2 separate regions of the Homo sapiens genome follow, and region 1 is linked to region 2. Evidence: read pairs that join two places in POLR2A ChIA-PET (ENCODE). Cell type or tissue: MCF 10A. All regions are shown on one strand.

Region 1 (8,000 bases), 110 kb before region 2:
GATGAAGGAAGATGAATGATGGCACCCTTTTCTTCACTGCCTGGCTGACAGTACATACCCCACAAATGGTAGCCTCTGTTACTAGGGGTCAGTGTGCAGCCATCCCAGGTGACACCTGATCCACGGGAGAATCCAAGAAGGGAAGCTGATGCCCTTGGTCTGGTGGTGGTGTTGCTCAAGAAGCTAAATGACATTTTCTTCCTCCAGTGTTTTTGGGTTTTTTTGTTTGTTTGTTTGTTTTTTCTTTTGAGACCGAGTCTCACTCTGTCTCCCAGGCTGGAGTGCAGTGGTGCAATCTCGGCTCACTGCAACCTCGATCTCCCAAATTCAAGCAATTCTCATGCCTCAGCTTCCCGAGTAGCTGGGACTACAGGTGTGCACCACCACACCTGGCTAATTTTTGTATTTTTAGCAGAGATGGGGTTTCATCACGTTGGTCTCAAACTCCTGACCTCAGGTGATCCACCCTCCTAGGCCTCCCAAAGTGCTGGGATTACAGGTGTGAGTTACCTCGCCTGGCCCTTCCTCCAGTTTTAAAAAAGCCACTGAGCTTATGAGCTATTAGTAAGGATGAACACAGTCCAGGTATCACTTAATGAAGAGATCGTCATGTACTAAGCCATCTAAAGGACAAGTCACAGTGAATCACCAGCAGCTGGCTGGATTGTTATTGATTGGGGTTTTCTTAATCCTTTTGATTTCTGGGGAGAAAGAAAGAAAAACTCAACACTCTTCAATCTGAAATATAGCATTACCAGGTTTCTCTCTCTCTCTCTCTCTCTCTCGCTCTTTCTCTTTCTCTTTCTCTCTCCCCCCACTGTGTTCTCTTTCTCTTGTTTAACAAAACTTGAAAAGTCATGTAAAGTAATCCACATTTTAAGTGCATGAGAATAACTGAGAAATACTGTGACAAGCCCCGTTGTAAAGTGAGTCTCTTCACCCTAGTTTTCCTTAAGTGCAGATTTTCTTATTGAGAGCTTTGCTTAAAGCCACATTTCGCCTGTTTTGTTTTTAATTTATTGGGATTTTCCCCCATTATTCTCATTAGGATTTTAGGACCCACACTCCTGTGCCCTCTGCCTTTCCGCACAAAGCCCCATCAACCTCTCCAGCAGTTCCTCCAGGTCATCCTTCGACTCTGACCTGCACGGCTAAAGCACTTCGCTCACTGGCTGTGAACACCCAGGTTGAGCCGCTAGGCTTTGCAGGGAGGGGATTCATTGCAGGCTTTGGGATCCCATGGCTCTCCTGTAGCCCAGGACTTAGGTTCTGGAGGCCCGAGGTGCTCACCTCACTTCTCCTGCTTAACATATTGCCTTTCTCAGCAAGTGAAGGCTCCAGCATTTAATCAGACGAGAGAGAGAGACTTCGACTCTGACCAACATCCACCAGCCAAAAGGAGAAAAAAACAACAAATGCCCAACAAAATACAAATAAATTTCTCTAAAAGTGCAGTTGTTGGGAAAAAGAAAAGGCGGTTTGTCAGGCTGACATCAGAGTAGCCGCAGTCACCCTGACAAGCCGCAAAGTCTAATGTTTTATTCACCAGGCCTGAAAAATAACTTCCCAACAAGGGCCCCATAAATAAACCAGTGTGATGAATATTACACGAAATAAAAACTGATAAAGCAAAGGCCCTAAACACGAGCTGCACCACGAGGTGAGGGAAGCACATGGCTTTTATCGCCTCTAATGCCAGGTGACAGGTTGGGCCAGGCTGCCCCCAGCTCACAGGGAGGCTGGGAGGGGGCCGGGGAGGGGGCCAGCCATGGAGGACACCCTCTTGCCCCAGCCTTGGGGGCCAAAGCCAAAATTTTCCAAATGAATTCCACTTTTCATCTCTTTTCACATTAGCGCATCACCTGCATTCACGGATAGAGTTATTTCCATCTATTAGGAGCCACCGGCTGCAAATTGTTTTTCCCTTAGCCCTGGCTTGGGGGTTTGCAGGGGCACATGGTTTATGAGAGCAGACAGGCTCGCCACTCCTCTTTCTGTTAAGATGGTTATGCAGGGAGCCTGGAGCTCAGAACTCAGAAAGGGAGCAAGGGAGACGCTCCCTGGCTCTGTCCCCCATGCACACACCAAGGGGCAGTGACTGCTTCTCCAGGTAGAGAAATGGACCCTAAGGCTTTCCAAGGTGCCAACAAGGAGCCTCCATGTGCACAGCCCATGTGGCGTGTAGGACAGCCGTGCCCCAGCCCCAGCCATGCTGCCTAGCCTCAGCTCCCCTGGCTTCCAACACCCGCCACTGTGCTGTAATTGCCGGACCCCCAGCAACAGCCTCCCACGAACTCAATTAGTTACGCACGAAGAGGGCACAACTTGGTGATAGGTATATGAATAATGGGAAGTTGTAAACAAGGTATGAAGCTGTATAGTATGAGGAAGTAAAAAAGGAGGCTGCAAAAAAGTGGGCTGTGGCATATGAATTGGACATTTCTGTGCATGCATACACACATGAGACATGAACACATGCCTACATTTCTGTGTGCACACCTGTGCACACACATGTACACACACACCTGTGTACCCCTGCCTGCATTCCTGTGTGCATGACTCTCTGCACACACCCACGCCTACAGGTGTGCATGACTGTGTACACACTGTGCATACGTGCATGTCTGCCTTCCCGTGTGCATGTCTGTGCACTCACATGACTGCACACACACCCGCAAACACTCAGAGGTATTTGAATCTTTTCTTCAGATGACTGTTTTGGGGAACCAACTGCTGAGCCCAGAGGCTGTCATTATGTTTGTTTGAGTCCAGAGCTTGACTTGCAGGTGTAACTGTTTCTCCATTGCTTAGACACAGAACTGAAACTCAATGCTTCTCCATTCTGAAAGGTTTTCAAACAGGAAGGGGTGGTGTTTGGGGGCATTTTTTCTGATTCAAGTACCACAGTTGTTTATAAATACACCCTTTCCCAGCCCTCTCCGGCATGCTGACTCTGAGGAATTTGCTTTCATGGTTAGCAATGGAATCCAGATGTTCATTACAGATGTTTTCATCTTTTTTCTTTTCCTTACTTTTTTTTTTCATTCATCGGATGAAGTCAGGCTGTCATGAAAAACTGCAAGTGCTTGCGTCTCCAGGTTTCTGAGTGCCAGACCCGTGTCATGAAACAGGCAATAATTACATGCTCATCAAGCATGTGGGTTGCCTTTAATCACCCCCAAATCATGTCGCTTTTCAGACACACCAGGATGTGCAGTGAAGTCACTCTGCCCCATGCAGCTGGGGAGGTGTGGAGGGGAACACACTCCATCTTTACACAGAACTCTGAAAATCACAGGGCGGCTCAGGCTGTAAGCCCAGGAACCCTGCCCCATGGGGAAGAACGAATAGAAGCTTTCACTTCTGGGAGGTGGGGCTTGCGGAAGGCAGCTGCTGGCAGCCTGGCTCCCAACATAGATTCTATCATGCTCAGAGAGTTTTGTTTTTGTTTTTTGTTTTTTTTTTTGAGATGGAGTCTCACTCTATTGCCCAGGCTGGAGTGCAATGGTGTGATCTCGGCTCACTGCAACCTCCACCTCCCGGGTTCAAGCAATCCTCCTGCCTCAGCCTCCCAAGTAGCTGGGATTACAGGCGTGCACCACCACACCTGGCTAATTTTTGTATTTTTAGTAGGGACAGGGTTTCACCATGTTCGTCAGGCTGGTCTCGAACTCCTGGCCTCAGGTGATCTGCCCGCCTTGGCCTCCCAAAGTGCTGGGATTACAGGTGTGAGCCGCCGTGCCCGGCCCATGCTCAGAAGTTTAACATCAGTAGGGTACAGGACTCTGAAAGACAGAGGGAGAACAGGGGGCATCAGCAGGACTCTGCTTCTCTGCTAGCTGTTTGTCCTGGTCACCAGTTACTGCTGCATTTCAGCAAGGGCTGGAGTCGTAGAATGTAGGTGCTAGAAAGGAACTGCACACCTGTTCAATCCAGTCCTGTTTTATGCCAAAAAAAATTCTGAATCAAATAGGAGAAGGGACTTGAGTGACTTGTCTAAGGTTAGGACCAAAATGAGGACCCAGACCCCAACTTCCAGGCCAACAGTTGCTGTGCCAGCCCGAGTTATCGTCTCCCAGCACAGCTCTTCTCTCAGCAGGGCCTCCAGACCGGCAGGCTCAGAACCTTCTTGAAACTTGTTTAAAAGCAAATTAGCAGACCCCATTCCACACATACTGAATCAGAAACTCTGGGAATGGGGCCCAGCAGTCTGTGTTTTAAGGAACCACTTCCTCCTTCCCTCCCACCAGCTCCAATAAGGAACCCACCCAGCTCCAGTGAGAATCTGTCTTTCTACTGAGCTCGTGGGTGAGGCTGGTGTTGCACTGTGCCTTTTCTTGAGGTAGGCGATGGGTAATTCTCACTTTGAGAACAATGGTTTTCCAAGCTTCAGCGCGACTAAGAATCAATGCTGGACACAGTGGCTCATGCCTGTAACCCCAGCGCTTTGGGAGGCCGAGACAAGAGGATCACTCGAGCTCAGGACTTCAAGATCAGCCTGGGCAACACAGCAAAACCCTGTCTCTACAAACAAATTTAAAAATTATCCGAGTGTGGTGGTGCATGCCTGTAGTCCCAGCCACTCAGGAGGCTGAGGCGGGAGGATTGCTTGAGCCTGGAAGATCGAGGTGGCAGTGAGGTATGATTGCATCACTGTACTCTAGCCTGGGCAACAGAGTGAGACTGTCTAAAAAAAAAAAAGAAAAGAAAAGAAAGCAATCACCTGCACAACTTGGTAAATAGATTTTCTATTCCCCAGAATTCAGAATTCAGAATTCAGCAGCCCTAAATCTGAATTTTTATAGAACCGCCTCCTTCCCTCTCACTAGTGGGTTTGATGCAAATGTTCTGATCACACAGCCAAACACAAACAATAGCCTAAGGATTATGGGAAGGAAGAGTAGAAACAGGGCCAAGCAAGTTTGAGCTAGCTCTTTATTTGTCTCCAGGGCTAACAAGGAAAAGCAACAGTCATCAGAAAGGCATCCTCTGGAACACACAGCTGACTGCATCTCACGCCTCTCCTCCCTCTGTGGTTGTTGAAGCACTTGGGGACATGTGTAGCAATGCGAGTTCCAAAAAGGACAGGGAATGGTAAACTCACAGATTCTACTCCTGGGGGATGTATGTCGACCCCTTAAGTGAGTATAGTTTGCTGAAAACCAATGCAGATGACAGGAAGTCTTTAATAAATAAGTTCTCAGGCTAATAGCAGCGGTGCGGTGCCTCAGGGAGTTGAATTATGGGGGATCCAAACCCAATTCTGGAAAAGCTGTTTCACAGGGACTCTTCCCATCTCACCAGCATCACCCTGAAATTCCATGGAAAGACAGAAATTTCACAAACTACAGTCATAGAAGGGTTGCAATACTCTCCCTGTCTGCTGATATTCTCGGCTCAGGGCAGCACCACGGAGAGCTACACAAACCACAGCCCCAGTCTGTGTTCCCACCATTGCAGGTGACAATTGGAAGGATCAAAAAGAAACCCCAGTTCCTTCCAGCCCGTTAAAAAATATCTGGAGAAGGCCAGGCGCGGTGGCTCATGCCTGTAACCCCAGCACTTTGGGAGGCTAAGGTGGGTGGATCACCTGAGGTCTGGAGTTTGAGACCAGCCTGACCAACATGGTGAAACCCCGTCTCTATTAAAATTACAAAAATTATCCGGGCATGGTGGCAGGTGCCTGTAATCCTAGCTACTCGGGAGGCTGAGACAGGAGACTCACTTGAGCCCAGGAGGCAGAGGTTGCAGTGAGCCGAGATCGCGCCACTGCGCTCCAACCTGGGTGACACTGTGAGACTCTGTCTAAAAAAAAAAAAAAAATCTGGAGAAGTATGCCAGCAAACACATGAAACAGAAGCAAAAATTTAAGAAAAAGAGACACATGCCTGCCACTTCTCTTTCAGAGGTAGGCTATAAGAACTCTGTGTGTGTGTATGTGACATATATATAGTAAACTCAACTGTATTTTCTTTTCTTTTTCTTTTTTGAGACTGGGTCTTGCTCTGTTGCCCAGGCTGTAGTCCAGTGGCACAGTCTCACCTCACTGCAACCTCTGCCTCACGGGTTCAGCTGGTCTTTCTGCCTCAGCCTCCCAAGGAGCTGGGACTACAGGTGTGTGCCACGAGACCTGGCTAATTTTTGTATTTTTAGTAGAGATTAGGTTTCACCATCTTGGGCAGGCTGGTCTCGAACTCCTAACTTCAAGTGATCTGCTCGCCTCGGCCTCCCAAAGTGTTGGGATTACAGGCGTGAGCCACCGTGCCCGGCGCAACTGCATTTTCTTGATCCGATTTGTGAATGGGCTCTTCTTGTACACGCATGTGCCCACGGGGACCTGAGGCATGCATGTCAGTGCAAACACACGAGAGTGCATTTGTGCCCGGATGCAGCTGTGCTGTGCGTGGGCTTTGAGAGATGGTTCTGGAAATAGCAGTGGTGCCAGAGATGCCAAGGAGAAGTTTGTTAGGATGTGTGGCTCCATCCCACCTGGGATTAATTTTTTTTTTGTCAGGTAAGCACAATGTTTCCTTTGAAAAGTCCTAGCCTGGAGTCTGATCCTAGGAGGAGCCAAGATGACGTGGTCCTTTCCCGTGGTGTGAGAGTCAGGACTATCGAAATAAGAGCACTCACCTTTTTTATTTTTTGAGATGGAGTCTCTCTCTGTTGCCCAGGCTGGAGTGCAGTGGTAAAATCTCCTCTCACTGCAACCTCTGCTCCAGGTTCAAGCGATTCTTCTGCCTCAGCTTCCCAAGTAGCTGGGATTACAGGCGTGCACTACCATGCCCAGCTAATTTTTGTATTATTAGTAGAGACAGGGTTTCACCATGTTCGCCAGGGTTGTCTCAAACTCCTGGCCTCAGGTGATCCACCCGCCTCTGCCTCCCGAAGTGCTGGGATTACAGGCGTGAGCCACCTCACCCGGCCCACTTCACTTTTTATTGTGCCTTTTTAATTGCCTCCTGAAGGCCATCAGCCACCAGTAAAAGCCCCAAAGCTCTGGAAGATTCTCTGTTGGTATTCACTATGTGCACCTCCTGGTTCAGAGCCACCCCCCTGTTGTGATCCCCCTGAATGAGCTGCCCTTGGTTGAGCCAGGGCTGGGATCGGGCCTGAGGACAGCACCGTCTTTACTGAAGGTCCAGTGTGGAGGAGAGAGGACGAGGCCAGGGACCTCACCTGTGGGTCTCACTGATTTCTGCCCTTGTGAGTCCAGACAGCTGAATGTGACCCAACCCTTTGCACAGTTCTGTCTCCATGCGCTGCTGGACAGGGGACTTCAGCTTTTCAGAAGCTCGGTTGCCCCACCTGGAACAGTGGGATTTATTTTTTTTTTCAATTTATTTTATTTATTTATTTATTTATTTATTTATTTTTTGAGATGAAATCTCACTCTGTCGCCCAGGCTGGAATGCAGTGGTGCGATCTTGGCTCACTGCAACCTCTGCCTCCTGAGTTCAAGTGATTCTCCTGCCTCAGCCTCCTGAGTAGCTGGGAGTACAGACGTATACCACCATGCCCGGCTAAGTTTTGTATTTTTAGTAGAGATGGGTTTTCGTCATGTTGGCCAGGCTGGTCTCGAACTCCTGACCTCAGGTGATCCACTCACCTTGGCCTCTCAAAGTGCTGGGATTACAGGCGAGAGCCACTGCTCCCGGCCAGAACAGTGGGATTTAAAAGAACGGGTGTGATGGGGTGAAATGAAGGAATGTGTGTGAAGCTATCTGGAGTCCATGGCAAACAGCACAGAGGGAGGGCGGTGTCTACGAAGCGGCGCAGGCAGACCGGCAGGTGTGAGAAACAGCGAGTTTTCTTTTCTGTAGAAACCCATTGAATAGGATAAGGATGACAACTAGGGTAGCATTTCTGGAAAGTTCCAATATTGAACAGGAAAAGCTAAGATGGCTGCAGGCTACGTGGAGTGCAGGGGCAGGTGAGATTGCCTGAGTGTGCGGTGCCAGGGAAGGCTTTGGGGATCTGAGATGTGGAGGACGAGAGGA
Region 2 (8,000 bases):
AAGAGGTGTCTTCCGCCCTGATTGTAAGTTTCTTGAGGCCTCCCCGGCCATGTGGAACTGTGAGTCAACTAAACCTCTTTCCTTTATAAATTACTCAGTCTTGGGTATTTCTTCATAGCAGCATGAGAATGGACTAATACAGCGATCAGTGACATCTTAACAATACTGGGCCTTCTGACTCATAAACAAGGTATTTCTCTCCATTTATTTAGAATTTCTTTAATTTCATCAATGGTTTATGGTTTTCTGTGTATGGATATTGAACATCTTTTCTTAGATTTATGCCAATGTCATTCATATTTTAATGCTTCTTAAAATGGTATTTTTCTTTCAATTTCTGATTGATTGTTGCTAGCGTATAGAAATAAAATAGATTTTTTGTACATTGATTTTGTGTCCTGCAGCCTTGCTAAATCTATTTACTAGTTCTAGTAGATTTTGTGTCAATTCCGTCAGATTTTCTATATAAATGATTATGTTAACAAAGGCAGTTTTCTTCTACAATAAATACAGCCCTGATATGCCCAGGGCTGTATTTATCCTAGGTGTGATTGTTCTTGCTACTAAGGCAGGGCTCTGCATGCTCTACCCAGTGCCCCATGAACAGTAAAAAGTTCCTGTTCCAATCTGACTAGTGAGGACTGAGCTACTCTGGCCCTGTGAGGGTGCCCAGTGCTGTGTCCTTCATCCCTCCAGGGGGTTCTCGCCTCAACCTTGGGTGGTTTTCTCCAAAGCTTGTGCTGATCAGTACTCAGCTGAGTACTCAGTGGGACCCTCTTAGTATCTGTAGAGCTCTTTCTCTGTCCAGCTGTCTTCTCCCCATTGCTCTGTCTTATAACTCCAGCCACCTTGGCTCCCCACCTCTCAGCTCTGTCTCCTCAACTCAGGGAGTACACCAGGCTTGACCTGGGGTCACTGCACCATGGCCTGAAAACTTCCTCAAGACAGTCAGCTGGGACGACTGTGCAGCTCCTCTATGACCAGCACTGGGGGATCACTGCCCTTCACTGTATCTCGTCCAGTGTCTTGAAAACTAGTCTTCAGCTTGTTGTTATTGTTCTCGGAGGCAGGCACATCAGTCCCCATTTCTCCATCTTGACCAGAAGCAGAACTGTTTTCTTCTTTACACCGGATCTGTCTCTGCAGTAACTGCCCGGCTGCTGGAACAAACCCAGGCACATACACAGGCTGGGCCTGGCCCTTGTCCCCAGTCCCCTGCAGGGTGGAAGGAGACGAGCTACAGGGCTGTCAGAAGCACTCGTGAGCCTGGGACACACAGTCCTAGTGTAGAGACAGGCACCTTTGCTTCCCATGCCTTGAGAACAGCCTCCTCTCCTCAATGATGAGGGCTCTGCAGGAGCCGGAACTTAGCTCTGGAAAGGCTTAGCAAGACTGCTTCACAGCGTTTCTTCTCAGGAACATTTTGATTGTAAAGAATAAGGAGAGCCGGGTGCCGTGGCTCACCCCTGTAATCCCAGCACTTTGGGAGGCCGAGGCGGGCGGATCACGAGGTCAGCAGATCGAGACCAGCCTGGCCAACATGGTGAAACCCCATCTCTACTAAAAATACAAAAAATTAGCCGGGTATGGTGGCGGGTGACTGTAGTCCCAGCTACTCTGGAGGCTGAAGCAGGAGAATCGCTTGAACCCAGGAGGCAGAGGTAGCAGTGAGCCAAGATCGTACCACTGCACTCCAGCCTGGGTGACAAAGCAAGACTCCATCTCAAAAAAATAAATAAATAAATATGGAGAGAAAGTGAGAGAAAAACAATGCCTCCAAGCCTCTCAAAGACTGGGTGGTGAGGAACATGAGAAAACTGGGGAGAAGGGAACCTAGAGGCCGACGGCAACCCAACCAGCCTCATCATCACTGCGTGTCACTGTGCCTCTGGGCGGCACCCCCCTTGCCCCCAGTGAGAATAGCTGAGGAGGACCCATGAGAAGCTGAGCCTGTTTGGTCTTCCAAATCATGGTCCCTGCACCTGCCTCAGCTGAGTCGGACATACCCAATCCTTTATCTGGGCACAGCATCTCCAGCTGATTAGGAGCTTGGACACAGGTCATCACAAGTGAAACCTGCCGTCCCATGTCATCCGTACAACAGGCCTGTTCAAAAGGCAGGAATGGTGTCCCTATTCTACAGATGAGGAAACTGAGGCTTAGGATGGGTCGATTATTCACCCAGGCCCACGTTGGAAGTGGCCAAGGCAAGACCACAGTCCTGGTTGTTCAGGCTACTTTTCACACTGAGAATTTCCCTGGAGAAGTCAAGCCTCCCTGTAGGAGACTGTGGATTTCACGGGTTTGGATTTCTGAGCCCATTCCCATCCCCACCTCCTCATGCCACCCCAAAGGAGCTCTCTGACCAGTGGGAGATGCAGAGGACTCCACCCTTCCTGGCCCACTTGAGCTCTCCTGTCTTTTTTTTTTTTTTTTTTTTTTTTGAGATGGAGTCTTGCTCTGTCACCCAGGTTGGAGTGTAGTGGCACCATCTCAGCTCACTGTAACCTCTGCCTCCCAGGTTCAAGCAATTATCCTGCTTCAGCCTCTTGAGTAGCTGGGATTGCAGATGTGCACCACCACACTTGGCTAATTTTTTTGTATTTTTAGTAGAGATGGTGTTTCACCATGTTGGTCAGGCTGGTGTCAAACTCCTGACCTCAAGTGATCTGCCCTCCTCGGCCTCCCAAAGTGCTGGGATTACAGATGTGAGCCACCACGCCCAGCCCTGTCCCTTTTTTTTTTTTTTTTTTTTTTTTTTTTTTTTTTTTTGACAGAGTCTCATTCACACTGTCACCCAGGCTGGAGTGCGATGGCACAGTCTCGGCTCACTGCAACCTCTGCCTACCGTGCTCAAGCCATTCTCCTGCCTCAGCCTCCCAAGTAGCTGGGATTACAGGCGTATGCCACCACGCCTGGCTACTTTTTTTGTATTTTTAGTAGAGATGGGATTTCACCATATTGGCCAGCTGGTCTTGAACTCCTGACCTCAAGTGATCCGCCCATCTCGGCCTCCCAAAGTGCTGGGATTACAGGCATGAGCCACTGCGCCCGGCCCTCTCCTGTCCTTTGAGAGAACATTTCCAATATCAGAGTTGCCAGCTGCCTAGCTTCATGGAACTGCAAGGCTCCTGCCTCACCAGAGTGTTTTGTAATGAGTCAGGTGGCAGGAGCGCTTGGTATGCGCACACGTGTTTGGACTAGCGCATCAGTTAGGCTACTGTGATGGGGGAAATAAAGAGCAATGCCCCAGAATGTTGACCACAAAGGGTTAACCCAAACTCACGGCTATTTCTGACTCTGAGAAGGCCAAAGCTGCTTTGCTCCACGTCAGGGATGCAGCCTGGGCACTGCTTGTTGGCAAATCAGCTCCCAAACGCTCAAGTTCTGCATCACGGAACCTGAAGAGGGTCCCTGGTGCCTCCCTTGGCTTTCTGGATGTATCCAGTTGGGTGGTTTTGTGCTACCCATGAAAGAAGCAGGACATTAAACATTTGAGATGGGATCGGAGGACAATGGAAAGAAATCTGTGAGTGTGTGTGTGTTTGTGTGGAAGTATGAAAACCCCAAGTCTGTGTTTTCCCCAGAGTATTAATTACAGCTGGAGAGGAGGCTTGTCCGGGCGTGTTCCGCTTGGGCAGAGTAATTTCTCCCTGGTTTTCAGGGAGCGGGAGGCGTCACGGTGCAGAGAGCAGGACACACACCTCTCTCTCAGGCTTCATGGCCACCCCGCCCGCTCCGGAGCGGACAGCTTTGCCAAGGCACAGGCCGGAGGGAACACGGAGAGCCCACGGATAGCGCCAGGGAGGAGAGGCGAGATAGTGAGGTCTTGACACAATCCCACTTAAGACAGAACAGGTGACGAGAGAGACCTGTAAGCAGCTTAGAAGGAGGAGCAGGCCAGGCTCCGTCCTACGGAGGAAGGGCAGGGAAGACATGCGTCCCTGGCCAGCCTGGCTGCCCACACCTGGGTCCTTCTGACCCTGCAGGCCTTACATTGACGCTGACCGCAGGGCCCCTTGTCTCTCCAGAGGATTCGTAGGGGGAGGTCCACAAAGAAGGTGGGTTTTATCGCTGTTGGTGGCTAAAAAGCTGCAGTACCTATCTGCTCCCCACTAAGCAAAGTGGAGGTCCATGCAATGTGATGGCTACAATTCAGGACCTCGCTGGCCTTGGCATTACCAGCTCAGAAGGAAAAACCAACACAGAGGCCCCGAGCCTACCTTCCCCTGCCCCTGGATTTCTCCCACCCTCACCTGGACACTGAGGCCACCTGCCTGCATCCCTCAGGCTGGTCAGGGTCTTCCTGGGCACTTTGCTTTTTGCCTCTTGGCCATCACATGTGCTCCAGTTATAAGCCATGGAAGAGTGAGTAACCGCCGCCAGTCAGCCTCCCCACGCCGCCATCCCCCAGCCAGCCGGGAATGAGCGGGGCCCTGTGCTGAATCCTTCTCTATGGCAGAGTCCCCCACTGGCATCAGAGACCTGCTCATCTCCTGTGCAGTGAGCACAAATGACATGCTTGAGATGCAACAAGGAGCCAAACAAAGCCCCTGCCCTGGACGAGCTGATGCTCAAACAATACTCACCCCCTCTTAGGGGTGGGCTGGATTTCTGACATCCATGGGGACACCTCCATCTGGTCCATGGGATCAAAGGACACCAGCCCAGGAGGAAAAGGGGAAACCACTCCGAAACTGAGGCCCAACCTGCCTCTGTGGATGTTCTCTGGCTCGCTGCTTCGCTGGACCTCTCAGGACTTACTTTGTCCCTCCTCTGCTGGAATTCGCCTCTGGGGACTCAACACACAAAACTGGTGGTCTCGGCCAAAACCAGCAAGAAGTCTCCATGGCTCCTTTGCTGAGTGTCCAGCCTGCCAACTGGCTGGCGCTTGCAGATAAGTTAGAGGGAGAGGGAAGGAGGGAGGGAAGAGACACGGGAGTGAGAAAGGGGAGCAAGGCGGGGTTGGAGGCACCGCAGCCTTCTGCTGCTTCTGCAGATGCTCCGCGCAGGCCAGAGTGAGAGGTCCCTGCCCAGAATGCTTAGTGGGTTCCCCCAGGCCTGGCAGGTCCCAGAGCCTCCCGAGCAACTTGTCAGAGCTGGAGTCTGTCCTTATCCAGTCTCACGCTGGTGTAGAAATTTGCCAGCCTCACGCTCCCTCTTTCCTAACTCACATACCTGCAAATGCCCATGTCCCTTGATTAATGTGATATTTTTTATCCAATACCTGTGTGCCAGACCCTCCACCTTGGTGACTGCTAAACCCCCATAGTCACCCCAGGAAGGTAGATGTTGCCATCCCCACTCTACCAAAAAGGGAACAGAGGCTCAGAAAGGTTAAGTAATCTGCTCAAAGCTGCCCAGCAGGACAGTGGCTGGTCTGGAATTTGAGCTCAGGTCTGAGTTTTGCCACATCCCAGGCTCCTCCTGCTCCACAGGGTGATGCCCAGGACACACTGGGTGCAGTCACAGACCCCATGCGTTCTCTTGACCACGGTGGGAAGCATAGCAGGCAGGTGACTGCTCATCAGGCCAGGAAGCCATCCCCACCTCCCCGTGAATACCAACCATTACAAAATCCTCAGGCTGAGCAAAGATGGTCATGAGGTCCATCTTTAGACACCTGGCCCACTTCCTATCCAGGGAATGTGCTGTTGGGGTGACGCTAATACGGTTAAAGCCCAAGTTGGGCTGCACTCCTCCTCTGCTCCAAATCCTCCTGTGACTCCCACTTCTCTTGGAGAAAGGCCAAAGTCCTCACAATACCCTCCCATATAGGACCTCCTATGATCTGACCACTTCTCCCACTGCTGCCTGCCCACTCTCATTACTCCAGCCCATGGGCCACCTTGCTGGTTCCCCAAATAGCTAGACATATCCCATGATGTGGAATGCCCTTTGCCAGGGATATTCTTTTTGCTGGAATATTCTCCCCAGAAAGCCTCAGAGCCCCCTCTTTGGGCCTATCCAGATGGGCCTGAACATCACCTCATCAATTACACTTACTCTGACCACCTGGCTGAACACTGCAGCCCCCTCCTCTGCCCTCCCACACCCCCATCCTGCTTCCCCCACCACTGTCGCCCTTTGACATGCAAGACAATTTTCTAAATTATGTTTGTTGACTCTCCTCCCCAGTACGGGGTAAAGCCCAGGAGTGCAGGAAGGTTAACCTGTTTGGTTCAAAGCTGGGTCCCTGGTGTGGAATGGGCCCAGCCTGCAGTTGGCACCTCACACACATTTGTGGACTTGCTGCTGAGGCAGAAGGGACCCAGTACCCCCTCCGGCTCTGCCCAGCAGCCCCCTACCCAGCTGGGGTCTGTGGGTCCTCGAGGCATGGACACACGCTCCCCTTGGCTGTGAGGAGTTCCAGAGTCAATCCAGCAGCTGAGCACTTACAGAATTGATCCGGGGGCTGGGCACATGGCTCATGCCTTTAATCCCAGCACTTTGGGAGGCTGAGGTGGGCACATCACTTGAGGTCAGGAGTTTGAGACCAGCCTGGGCAACATGGTGAAATCCCGTCTCTACTAAAAATACTAAAATTAGCCAGGTGTGTTGGTGCATGCTTGTAATCCCAGCTATGCGGGAGGCTGAGACATGAGAATCGCTTGAACCCGGGAGGTGGAGGTTGCGGTGAGTCCAAATGGTGCCACTGCATTCCAGCCTGAGCAACAGAGTGAGACCCTGTCTAAAAAAAAAAAAAAAAAAGAATGGAGGGAGGGGACAGCAGTGCTGGGGAGGGGACTGGCCAGCGAGAGATGCCCAGGGAGGAAGCTTGAGATTGGGAGACAGCCGAACTTTCCAAAGAGGGAGAGAGGTTGACTGTGCAAGCCATGTGGGCTGTGTACGTGCTGGTCACCTTTCACTGAAGACTGGATGGTGGAAAGGCAGGGGCATGTTTTGCATAGGTGACGTGTGTGAATGGTCAAAGGGCACTGACTCCTGGGGTGTCTCTAATGGTGCGCCACAAGGCTGGGCTCTCAACCCTATGCTAGTCATGCCTTTCACCAGCAGTTTATGTAAACATTTAGTAGGCATGATGATCAAATTCTTATTCTTCTAAAGATGAGAGGAATAACTAATAGTTTTCCTGGTTAGCTGGCTAGCACCAGGGGTGAAATTCACTAAATGTAACAAGACTAAATGTAAAATCTTGCTCTGAGTTCCAAAAACACCAGTTGGATGAGTACAAGAGAAAGAAGACTCAGGGGCTGTCACTGATCACAAATTCAGTACAATTAGAGTGACCAGATGACACATCCTCCAAACTGCAGCCCTGTTAATAATTACAGTGTAAACCAATTGTGTCCCCAGGAAGCTGGAGGGACGATGACTCCAAAGCTAAGTGGCTGCCCTCCAAGCTGACTCTGTTTAGATGGCATGGGTAAGGTCCACTCTGGATCACCTCAGGGGATCCCTGGGCCGCAGGGCCACCTGGAATGTTAGTTTCACCCTGGAGTTCCCAGCTATGGGCCAGGGGATGTTTCGCAGCCAAGTGGACAAGACGGGGTAAAGACCCAAATGCACCCTAAAGGAAATGGCCCCAGGGACCAGCGCTGTGTGCCCAGAGGAGGAAAGAGCTGGTTGATCTGTCTTGGAAAGCTCAAGGGCTGGCCTGTGGAAGGGAAAGTCCACACAATGCCTGTGGCCTCAGATGGCGGAACTAAGATCAATGAGGAGAGTCTGGGGGAGATGGATTTCAGGCTGTCTGAAAGAAGAACTTCCTGACCATGACAGCTGGCAGCCATCGGGTGGGCTGCCTGGATTCCCTGTCCTTGGTCCTTGGAGGCATCTGCGGTGGGGAGGCTGCAGAGGAATTTCCTATGTCCTGGAAGGGGAGAGGCCAGGTGACTCCGGAGGCTCTTGGTGGCAGTTAATGCCTCAGTGACCACCATATGTTACTGTTTGGGAAAGAAGAATCTGCCCAGAGACTCTCAATCAGGACACACGCAGAGAACTGGCGAGGTGTGCAGGAGGCGGCATTCAAGCCTGCCTTC

The links. ChIA-PET counts read pairs that join two places held together with the same protein. Peaks named below come from ENCODE experiments on the same cell type or tissue, not always from the same donor. Only the 100,000 strongest peaks of a DNase experiment are listed, where the experiment ranks them.
Region 1: POLR2A ChIA-PET joins it to region 2 with 10 read pairs; 2 of 35 experiments call an interaction of 5 or more read pairs at or near these places.

The regions. Positions count from the first base shown.
Region 1 is chr17:79,335,765-79,343,764 of GRCh38, reverse strand. The region is part of intron 2 of RBFOX3 (RNA binding fox-1 homolog 3); the gene reads left to right. Among named protein-coding and RNA genes, the nearest start is that of ENGASE, 260 kb to the right of the region's middle. RefSeq lists an enhancer at 2,853-2,902. In MCF 10A, no CTCF peak of the experiment used is centred here; no DNase peak of the experiment used is centred here.
Region 2 is chr17:79,224,003-79,232,002 of GRCh38, reverse strand. All of the region lies in intron 4 of RBFOX3 (RNA binding fox-1 homolog 3), which reads left to right. Among named protein-coding and RNA genes, the nearest start is that of ENGASE, 150 kb to the right of the region's middle. RefSeq lists enhancers at 3,609-4,380, 7,846-8,000. In MCF 10A, no CTCF peak of the experiment used is centred here; DNase peaks (open chromatin) are centred at 3,162 and 3,652.